Linked DNA regions of Homo sapiens: region 2 is linked to region 1. Evidence: read pairs that join two places in POLR2A ChIA-PET (ENCODE). Cell type or tissue: PC-9. All regions are shown on one strand. Links, peaks and the distances in the headings refer to the core of each region. The heading gives the core; the rest is flanking DNA.

Region 1 (5,379 bases), core at 204-5,203:
GGGAAAGAACTTGGGGGAGGGCAGCACAGCACAGTGGTGCAGATCACAGGCCTGTTTTGAACTACTTGGACTCAAGTCCTGGCTCCTGTACTCTCCACCAGAGCAACTGGGCCAGTCCCTTTGCTCCTCCAAGCCTCAGTTTGCTTTCTCATCTACTAAATGTTGATTGTGGTAGTACCTACATCACAGGGTCTTTGTGAGGATTTAGCACAATGCCCAGCACCCAGGAAGCACTCTCTGTGTTTTACAATTTTAATATGAGTTGTTGTGATGGTTTGTTTGCAGTGACTCCTGTGCCCTTATTCCTCCCAGTAAAGTACCAACCCAACCCTGCCCTCTTCTCTTTTTGCAGAGGATGTGGATCCCTCAGTTGGTCGATTCAGGAACATGGTGCAAACTGCAGTGGTCCCAGTCAAGGTAGGAAGCACATGAAATGCCATACAGTCTGTGTTTTAAAACCTGCTCTTTAGGCCAGGCGCGTTGGCTTATGCCTGTAATCCAAGCACTTTGGGAGGCTGAGGCAGGCAGATCAAGAGGTCAAGAAATCGAGGCCAGGCACAGTGGCTCACACTTGTAATCCCAGCACTTTGGGAGGCCAAGGCAGGCAGATCACCTGAGGTCAGGAGTTCGAGACCAACCTGGCCAACATGGTGAAACCCTGTCTCTACTAAAAATACAAAAATTAGCCAGGCGTGGTGGTAGGTCTCTGTAATCCCAGCTACTCAGGAGGCTGAGGCAGGAGAATCGCTTGAACCTGGGAGGCGGAGGTTGCAGTGAGCTGAGGTCGCACCATTGCACTCCAGCCTGGGCAACAGAGCAAGACTCTGTCTCAAAAAAAAAAAAAAAAGAGATTGAGACCATCCTGGCCAACATGTTGAAACCCTGTCTCTACTAAAAATACAAAAATTAGCTGGGTGTGGTGGCGCATTCCTGTAGTCTCAGCTAACTGGGAGGTTGAGGTGGGAGAATCGCTGGAACCGGGGAGGTGGAAGTTGCAGTGAGCTGAGATGGTGCCACTGCACTCCAGCCTGGTGACAGAGCGAGACTCCATCTCAAAAAAAAAATAACCTGCTCTTTATGTGCTGTTGAGTGAGTGCTTAATTTTAAAATACATACCATGCTCCTCTCCCATTTCTCATTCTGTGGAAATGAAATCTATGTTTAGGGAATCCTGGAGTACCACAGAAAGGCTGTAGATAACTAGCCAGCTTGATGTTTCATGTAAATAATGTGCAATATGAATCTGTAAATTCATTTTCCAGAGGGGTGCAGAGAGAGGCCCACCTTCTTTTGGCCTTTCTCTTCGGACTCAAAGTAAGCTATTAGGTGGAGGAGATGCATTATTGCAATACCACACAGTTTGCCATGCCTTTATTTTATGAGTGGCAATGGCACAGATAGGAATGTCAGCCCAGATGTGGATTAAATTTAAAGATAAGTATGTTGGCTGGGTGCGGTGGCTCACGCCTGTAATCCCAGCACTTTGGGAGGCCGAGGTGGGCAGATTACAAGGTCAGGAGATCGAGACCATCCTGGCGAACACGGTGAAACCCCGTCGCTACTGAAAATACAAAAAAAAATTAGTTGGGCGTGGTGGTGGGCGCCTATAGTCCCAGCTACTCAGGAGGCTGAGGCAGGAGAATGGCGTGAACCCGGGGGGCAGAGCTTGCAGTGAGCCGAGATCACACCACTGCACTCCAGCCTGGTCGTCAGCGAGACTCCATCTAAATAAAAAAGATTGTATGTTGAAGAACCAAGGGGTAGAAGTTACAGAGATGCTCCGATCGTTCAGCATGTGGAAGAACTATCAGATAGCTAGAACTGTCCAAACAGCAACAAACTTCCCCTTAAGAGTAGTGAGATCCCTGTTAATATTCAGAAGGTGATTAGAAAATGCTGGTTAGAGATGATATAGAAAGTTTTACTTTTTATAAAAAAAAAATCTCTAAAATATATTAGACTAAGTAAGATCTGTCAGAGTTCCTGCTTAGACTTTGTTTAATCCAAAAGGAGTATAGGATTGAGCAGGATGTTTCATGAGCTTTAGTCTAGTATGGAAAAGTAGATGTTTTTCTGTGGGATTCCATAATGCCCCTTGAGCTTTTTTGTTTGTTTGTTATTCCTTTGGAATGTTTTCTTGTCATTAAAGTACAAAATCAACAGGTGTATAGTTTTATGTCAATTTTATTGCAGTATAATTTACATATAATAAAATCTACACATTTACGTATATAGTTTTGGCAAATATATGTGTAACCACCACCATAATCAAGATAGAGAAGATTTCTCTCACTCCAAAAAGTTGCCTCGTAGCCCTTTGCAGCAGCCCACTCCCAGGCCCAGGCAGCCAGTAAATATTTTCTTCACTGTAGATTGGTTTTGCTCTCAGATTAATGTTTAAAAATTGGACACCAGGTCGGGCGTGCTGGGTCACGCCTGTAATCCCAGCACTTTGGGAGGCCGAGGCGGGCTGATCACCTGAGGTCCGGAGTTCAAGACCAGCCTGACCAACATGGAGAAACCCTGTCTCTACTAAAAATACAAAATTAGCCAGGCGTGGTGGCGCATGCCTGTAATCCCAGCTACTCCGGAGGCTGAGGCAGGAGAATGGCTTGAACCCGGGAGGCAGAAGTTGCTGTGAGCTGAGATCGAGCCATTACACTCCAGCCTGGGCAACAAGAGTGAAACTCTGTCTCAAAAAAAAAAAAAAAAAAAAATTGCACACCAAACATGGACATACCACATTTTTTCCCCCTCAAAAAAGGGTAAAATATCTATTGCCATCTTTTATCATTTCCATTTCCTAAAAGGGATTTTTTTAAAAATGTTTTTTATTTTTGAGACAGAGTCTTACTCTGTCACCCAGGCTGCAGTGCAGTGGCACCATCTCAGCTCATTGCAAACTCTGCCTCAAGTGATTCTTGTGCCTCAGCCTCCCGAGTAGCTGTGATTACAGGCACCTGCCACCACGCCTGGCTAATTTTTGTATTTTTAGTAGAGATGGGGTTTTGCCATGTTGGCCAGGCTGGTCTCAAACTCCTGATCTCATGTGTTCCTCCTAAAAGGGCATTTTAATATGAAATAAGAAAGTGAGCTATGTAACTTTAGGATAAATTAAATTGATATGTTTTACTTTATGTAAAACTCACAACACCATCCTTGGCTGATGTAGGATGGTGAAAACTTTGTTATGGAGCAGTGTTTGGGAACCATCGTAGATGACTGGAAAGGTCTCTTCAAACCGTAAGATTTCAACATCATGAAATAGGTTGTCTGGAAAGGAGAACAGGCTAGAAGTTAGGAATCTTTCCCAAAAGCCATTTTTTTAAGGCTGGAATAGAAAAAGCTAACCACTCTTGGGCCTCACCTCTTGTCTTCTCTCTCCAATCTCTCCCCTCTCCTCATCGTGAACTGTAGAAGAAGCGTGTGGAGGGCCCTGGCTCCCTGGGCCTGGAGGAATCAGGGAGCAGGCGCATGCAGAACTTTGCCTTCAGCGGAGGACTCTACGGGGGCCTGCCCCCCACACACAGTGAAGCAGGCTCCCAGCCACATGGCATCCATGGGACAGCACTCATCGGTGGCTTGCCCATGCCATACCCAAACCTTGCCCCTGATGTGGACTTGACTCCTGTTGTGCCGTCAGCAGTGAACATGAACCCTGCACCAAACCCTGCAGTCTATAACCCTGAAGCTGTAAATGAACCCAAGAAGAAGAAATATGCAAAAGAGGCTTGGCCAGGCAAGAAGCCCACACCTTCCTTGCTGATTTGATATTTTTGGTCATGGAGAAGGGTGGGATTGGGTGGGAATGGGGTGGAAGGGTGATGGGGAGCTAATGAACTAGGGAGAAAAACTTTCCATGTGTGCGGTATCGTCTTTCAGAATGTCTCCTGGCATCCTAACCATGTAATATGACAATTGGGGGTGGGGTTGAAATAGCCCATAAAGACCTGTCTTCACAACACTTGCATTGTAGAGAAAGGCTTCTTATATCCTTTTCAATAGACTGCCCTGGCTCTTTCCTAGGCCTTCCACTACCTCCTTTCTTTCTCCCACTTTCTAGGATCATTTTTATGTAAAGTCACATATCCCAGGCCCTCAGGTTGAATCCAGAGCTGTAGAGGTTACAGTAGCATCACCAGCCTTGGGGGTCCAGAGCCTAATTTATATTCACTATCCTTCCAAGTCCCGGGTAGCAGAAGGGTTGCCATAGATCTCAGTTTGATCAAAAAGAAGGCTTAGAATTCTGCAGTTAAGCTGAGGTTTAAACTAAAAAATGTTTCCTTGGGTCAGTGGTTTTGAGGTCCAGTAGCTAGGCTTTTCTCTTTTGTCCTTCCTGTTGGAATGAAAACATTTCGATTTTCCTTCATCTGTGACTGGTGCCATAGACACAGGTTTATAGTTTTAACTTACAGTATTGTTTGAAATTTACCTGTTTTTCTTGTCAAACCTGAGCACTCCTCCTGCTGAAGTTTCTTATTTAATTCCAGAGTACTGTCCTCTACTCTAAGGCATTACTTTTAAGTGTATTATGAAGGCAGTTTTCAAAGGATATGACCAGTTGGGGTAATTCAAATTAAAAAGGAAAAGATTTGTTTGGAAGTAACTGGTGTCTCTAAGAGGAATTTTTAGATGTCAGTTTGGAGGCTCTTTCCCCCCTCAATTGAGAGCTCTTGTTATTCAGAGCTCCAAGACTAGACCTGGCTAACAAACATAGGAGACAAAGTTAGGAAACATTGATACAAGCTTTGTACAGAGATTTGTACATTTGTGTAATAGGCCTTTTCATGCTTTATGTGTAGCTTTTTACCTGTAACCTTTATTACATTGTAAATTAAACGTAACTTTTGTCATTTGGGTGCAGGCTGTGAATTTGTCTCTCAGTCACTGATTGCCACTGCCATCTGGAAATGTTTGCTAAAGGCACAGTCACTGGGCTTGGGAGGCAATGCTCCATCCCCATTATATTACAAATAAAGATGCCCTAAATGAGTGTGGAAATTCTAATGAGAGAATGTAGTCCCCAGACTGAAGCCTCACAAAGCAGCGTTGGTTCGGAAGTGCTTGGTGCCCTTCATCAGGAGACCTCATGACGGGAGACGGGGCTTTAGGGCGTTTGCATAAGCCCTATCACCCACCCTGCAGTTAGAGCTCTGTGCATTTGAGCCATAGCTTGGTGACACAGGAGCAAACGGAAGCTAAAGGTAAGTAAGTTTAGGAGGGATTTCAGCAAGAATTTGAATTGAAGGAATATGCCTGCATACGGAATCTCATTTGCAGTAAGTATACTGTGTTTGTGAGACTTACATGTGGCTTTGAGATGAAGATGCCAGCTAGGTTCCAGATCCTTGGGTCAAGTGCAGACTCGTAGGAGGAGCA
Region 2 (5,379 bases), core at 261-5,260, 64 kb before region 1:
TCCCAGCTACTTGGGAAGCTGAGACAGGAGAATCACTTGAACCCAGGAGGTGGAGGTTGCAGTGAGCTGAGACCGTGCCATTGCACTCCAACCTGGGCAAAGAGAGCAAAGCTCTGTCTCAAAAAAATGAAACATTTTTTAAAAAAGGTAATTTTCATTGTAGTGATATAAAAACAGAATGTAAACCTAATTTTCAGAGTAAAACACTGAGATGACTTCATTTTCATAATCACCACATAGGCTATCATTTTCTCATTTGGTGTAAATAATGTTTTTTTGTTGTTGAATTTGTTTAAAATACTGACTTAGAGCATTCGATCCTGTCAAATGAAGAGAAATCTTTTTCCCACCTCTGATGATAGTTACTTTCAATATAATTTGACTTTGATTTGACTTTGCTTTGGATGAAGGTTCATTTGGAGATTCAGATTCTGCCGATATCAGCTTAAAGTACAAAAAGAATTTTCAGTTTAGAGTAGTTCCTAGTGTGGATGTTAGCTGTAATGTATAACAAATTGATTTGCTTCATACTCTTTTAAAAGTTTTAGCCAGGATATGCTTTTTTAAAATGAGAGGTCAGCGATAGGAGAAATTGAGTCCTAGTTGTTTGTTTTTTGTTTTTGTTTTTGTTTTTTTGAGATGGAGTCGCGCTCTGTTGCCGAGGCTGGAGTGCAGTGGCACGATCTCAGCTTACTGCAACCTCCGCTCCCGGGTTCAAGCAATTCTTCTGCCTCAGCCTTCTGAGTAGCTGAGACTATAGGCATGTGCCATCATGCCTGGCTAATTTTTGTATTTTTAGTAGAGATGGGGTTTCTCCATGTTGGCCAGCCTTGTCTCAAAACTCCTGACCTCAGGTGATCCACCCACCTTGGCCTACCATAGTGCTGGGATTACAGGTGTGAGCCACCACGCCCAGCTGAGTCCTAGTTTTAAAAAGAACAAAATTGCTTACACAGAACTGAAGGACTTGTCTTTACCTTTGGCCTAGTCATCTGGTTTCTAGGATTATGTAACATTTCATAGGAAATACCCAATTATTTTCCTTCAAAAAGTTGTAGCACATCAGTCTAACATAAAACCTTCATTTAGTAGAATGCTTGGAAAAGGAGTTTTCTCATTAACCAAGTTAGCCAGAAGATTCAACTCATCCTGGTAAAAATATTTCCAAAAAGCATCACTTGGCCAAGCGTGGTGGCTCATGCCTATAATCCCAGCACTTTGGGAGGCTGAGGCAGGCAGATCATCTGAGGTCGGGAGTTTGAGACCAGGCTGACCAACATGGAGAAACCCCATCTCTACTAAAAATAGAAAAAATTAGCCGGGCATGGTGGCACATGCCTATAATCTCAGCTACTCGGGAGGCTGAGGCAGGAGAATCGCTTGAACCTGGGAGGCAGAGGTTGCGGTGAGCTGAGATCACACCATTGCACTCCAGCCTGGGCAACAAGAGCGAAACTCTGTCTCAAAAAAAAAAAAGTGTCACTTTACTTTTTAAATTTTTATTCATTTGTCTATTTATTTTGAGACAGAGTCTTGCTCTGTTGCTTAGGCTGGAGTGCAGTGGCATGATCATAGCTCACTGCAGCCTCAAACTTCTGGGCTTGAGCGATCCTCTTCTCTCAGCCTCTTGAGTAGCCAGGACTACAAGCATGCGCCACCATGCTTGGCTAATTTTTAAATTTTTTGTAGAGGCAGTTTTCACTATGTTGCCCAGGCTGGTCTTGAACCCCTGACCTCAAGTGATCTGCCCACCTTGGCCTCCCAAATTGTTGGGATTGTAGGTGTGAGCCACTGTGCCTGGCCTCACTTTTCTTTTTGATATTTTAAGTATGCTCAAGGGCAAATAAATGTATCTGTAAACACGTTATTCCTTTGTGTGCTTTAGGTTTACTGAAAGATACATCTCTTAGATGTAAAATACATGAGTCATTGAGTTACTAGTTTTGAACAAATCCCTGATGTTGGTGATTATAGAGGGCAATATACAAAAAGTCCTGCTTCTCTGGGTTCCAGTAAACTACGACACTGTTGTCCTTATGATTTGAGTTTTAGGGTATCTGATACCTGAGTCTTGCTGGAAACTTTAAAGAAAATATCTTAATATTTAGGAATTTAGAAAGTGTTAAGGCTTAGATTAATTCTGGTGCTTAGCTAGCAAATGACCCTATAATATTCCCAACACCCCCACTTCCTCAACCCCTCCCTATCTTTCCACCCCCCAAATTTAGGTCATCCCAACAAAGGAAATCAGAAAAGTCTAGATGAAGAAGAGTTCTCCACTGAGAATATGCAGAGAACAGCTGATTATTAATTGATTTTTTCATATTCTATAAAATTCCCATAGCTCTGTAGCTTATTTAATAAATTTTGATAGATGATTAATAACTTGATACTTTGGCATACTTCTAAAGTTTCTAAGGAATGCTCTACTTTTTAAAGACACTCAATAAGAAAAGACCTATTTCCTTGACTTTTTTTGTCAGATCTACGTTTACATGTTATCATATATTCAACCATTTTCTGGATGGGTGTGTGTGTGTTGGGAGGAGTTATACATACACAAAAATGAGTAGAATGCAGTCCCTGCCTTCTAGAGGGATATAGTCAGTCCAGTCCTGTTTGTACCTTGCATTTATGAAGTTAAGAAAGTCACAGGTGGAACCTTTCTAAGCCAAACTTTCGGGTTGCAAAAGTACTCCTTGGTTACACAGCATAATTCTTTGACTGGAGCTATTTCACTGTTATTGAATTTTGGAATTGAGCAGTGGTGGGAGTACTTAGAGATCATTTAGTTCTTACATAGTTGTAAGGATTTAATGAGATAAAATAAAAACCTTACACAAATAGTTTAAGTATTCAGTAAATGTCAGTGAAATCTGAATATCATCTATAATTGGTGAAAAAGAGACCCAGTCAAATGAAATGACTTGCTTAGTGCCCTGCATCTAGTTAGTCGTCAAGTCTGGCTTAGATTTCAGGCCTCATTATTCCTAGCTTATATTCTTCATTCATATCTTCTGCCTCAAAGAGCTTGCCAGAATGGAAAAGGGAGGCTAACTCAATTAATCAGTAATTGATTATGTATCACCTGGGTGCCTGGCACTCTGCTGAACTCTAGTGAGTACAGAGGAGTGTTCCCATAGGTGCCAGGGAGCTGGAGAAGGGAGCAGGTTAGAGGAAGGACATCAGCCTATCTGGAGCAGAGACCTATTAACTTAGGTATCAGATAAGTAGGGTGGGGCTAAGTGGAACACTGGGAAATCTAGGCCTGCCCTGTGTGACTACATTCTTTTTCCTGTAAGAGTCAGCCTTTTGAGAGACTGTAATGTGGCACATTCCACTGCAGTTAGCCCTGGGTTTAAATTCTGGTTGTAATGACACTCTGTTCAAAACCTACCAGTGATTTCCCACTTCATTAAAATTCAAAGTCCTCATAATTGTTTGCAAGGCCCTATACAATCTGGGTCCCTACTACCTCCTTGGCCACCTCTCTGCTGTCTCTTGCTCACTCTGCTCTAGCCACCCTGGCCTCCATCACATCAAGTACCCTTGCTTTGGGGACTTTGTACTGATTACTCTCTTCTCCTAGAATGCTTCTCCCCAAGATAGCTGTGTGGCTTGATCTTTCACTTTGGATCTCAGCTCAGTGTCACCTTATCAGAGAGGTCTCTCTGACCACTCTATATAACTAGTATCCTCTGCCCACCACTGTCACTTCAGCTCTTAACTGAATTTATTTCTTTTTATACTCTGACCACTCTGTATAACTAGTATCCTCTGCCCACCGCTGTCACCTCAGCTTTTACCTGAATTTATTTCTCTTTATACCATTTTTCACTACCTGATATGTTTATTGTCTATCTCTTTTCCTTAGAAGACTCTCGAAGGCAAGTGTCTTCTAGGACATGGAATAGTGTAGAGTAGATACTCTACTCTGAATGAATGAATGAATGAATGAGTTCTGTAACTCTCAGGAGCCTCATTGTGCTCATATGCAACAATGGAATAATAATACTTACTTAAAGGATTGTTGGAGTCAAATAAGTTAATGCTTGTCAAGCCCAGTGTCTAGTACCTCATAGTAGATGCTCAGTAAATGAAAATTCATGCCCTCTTTCATAAATTATTTTTATGGCTGTCCAGTTAATAGCTTTAGTTGTATCCTGATTCCCATTTGACTTAGATAAGAAGGACATACCACATGTTAGTGATGAAGAAAAGTGGTTGTCACACATAATGCTATCTTAGCAGAATGCAGTAATTATAGTGCTTATAATTGGAACCATGGAACCACTGAGCTATAGTGGTTCCTCACTTAGTAGAATAGATATCTTTTAGAGAAGTCTTGTCAAAAGGCAAAATTTGAATTAAGTGAATCCTATATTTCTGTTATAAAACTGGAATCACATTTTTGTTAGGAAAATATGGTCTCAAAATAAGATGAAATCATAATCTGAAGTGCTACCAGCCTATATATACTTGACTCGGGAAATGTTTGCTTTGTATCCCCAACAATGCAGTAATTTTGGCTAGGGAGAAATAACGTGTACTTACTACTAAGGACTGAGTTGTTCCATTTCTGTTTAGGAATAGAAGCACCCAGCAATAAGTTAGAAGATTTTTGCCTAATCGTTGCTTCTTATCAGATTTAGGGACTACTGGCCGGGTGCAGTGGCTCAACCCTGCAATCCCAGCACTTTGGGAGGCCGAGGCGGGTGGATTACCTGAGGTCAGGAGTTTGAGACCAGCCTGACCAACATGGTGAAACCCCATCTCTACTAAAAATACAAAAATTAGCCAGGCGTGGTGGCACACGCCTGTAATCCCAGCTACTCGGGAGGCTGAGGCAGGAGAATTGGTTGAGCCTGGGAGTCGGAGGTTGCAGTGAGCCGAGATCATGCCACTGCACTCCAGCCTGGCCGACAGAGTGAGACTCTGTATCAAAAAAAAAAAAGATTTAGGGACTATTAGCATGTCATTGGTATTGTAAGGTAACTGGTACTCAATACATTTTAGCTTACTTTTTTACTGATCTTGGTGACCAAATTAGGGACAAGATTATGACTGTGTCCCCCAAATATTGTTATTTTAAAGAGTACCATTACCAAAAAGTAAATTTGGAACAATTAATTTTTAAATTTCAAAATTCTAATAAGTGAAGGTTCTTTCTTGTTGGACATGGGAGCATTATATGTATACTGTTTCTATAATATTCACAAATTATACAATATACATTGGTCTCCTCATTTTCTTCCACTGAACTAGTCATTTAGCAGGCTGGTGTTTCACAAGTGAAACTGGCATTAATCCAGAGAGGATAGAAAGGGCTCTCACAAAGAAAGCTGAATGGCTGGAAGAGCCTTATACTTATTGTGTTAT

The links. Peaks named below come from ENCODE experiments on the same cell type or tissue, not always from the same donor. Only the 100,000 strongest peaks of a DNase experiment are listed, where the experiment ranks them.
Region 2: POLR2A ChIA-PET joins it to region 1 with 10 read pairs; 26 of 35 experiments call an interaction of 5 or more read pairs at or near these places.

The regions. Positions count from the first base shown.
Region 1 is chr1:27,846,676-27,852,054 of GRCh38, forward strand. PPP1R8 (protein phosphatase 1 regulatory subunit 8) reads left to right here. Exons shown (of 7, transcript NM_014110.5): 6 at 353-417; 7 at 3,418-5,001. The coding sequence ends at 3,771. Among named protein-coding and RNA genes, the nearest start is that of PPP1R8, 19 kb to the left of the region's middle. In PC-9, for the core only: no CTCF peak of the experiment used is centred there; no DNase peak of the experiment used is centred there.
Region 2 is chr1:27,782,717-27,788,095 of GRCh38, forward strand. All of the region lies in intron 1 of STX12 (syntaxin 12), which reads left to right. Among named protein-coding and RNA genes, the nearest start is that of STX12, 12 kb to the left of the region's middle. In PC-9, for the core only: no CTCF peak of the experiment used is centred there; a DNase peak (open chromatin) is centred at 3,255; H3K27ac peaks cover 730 bases.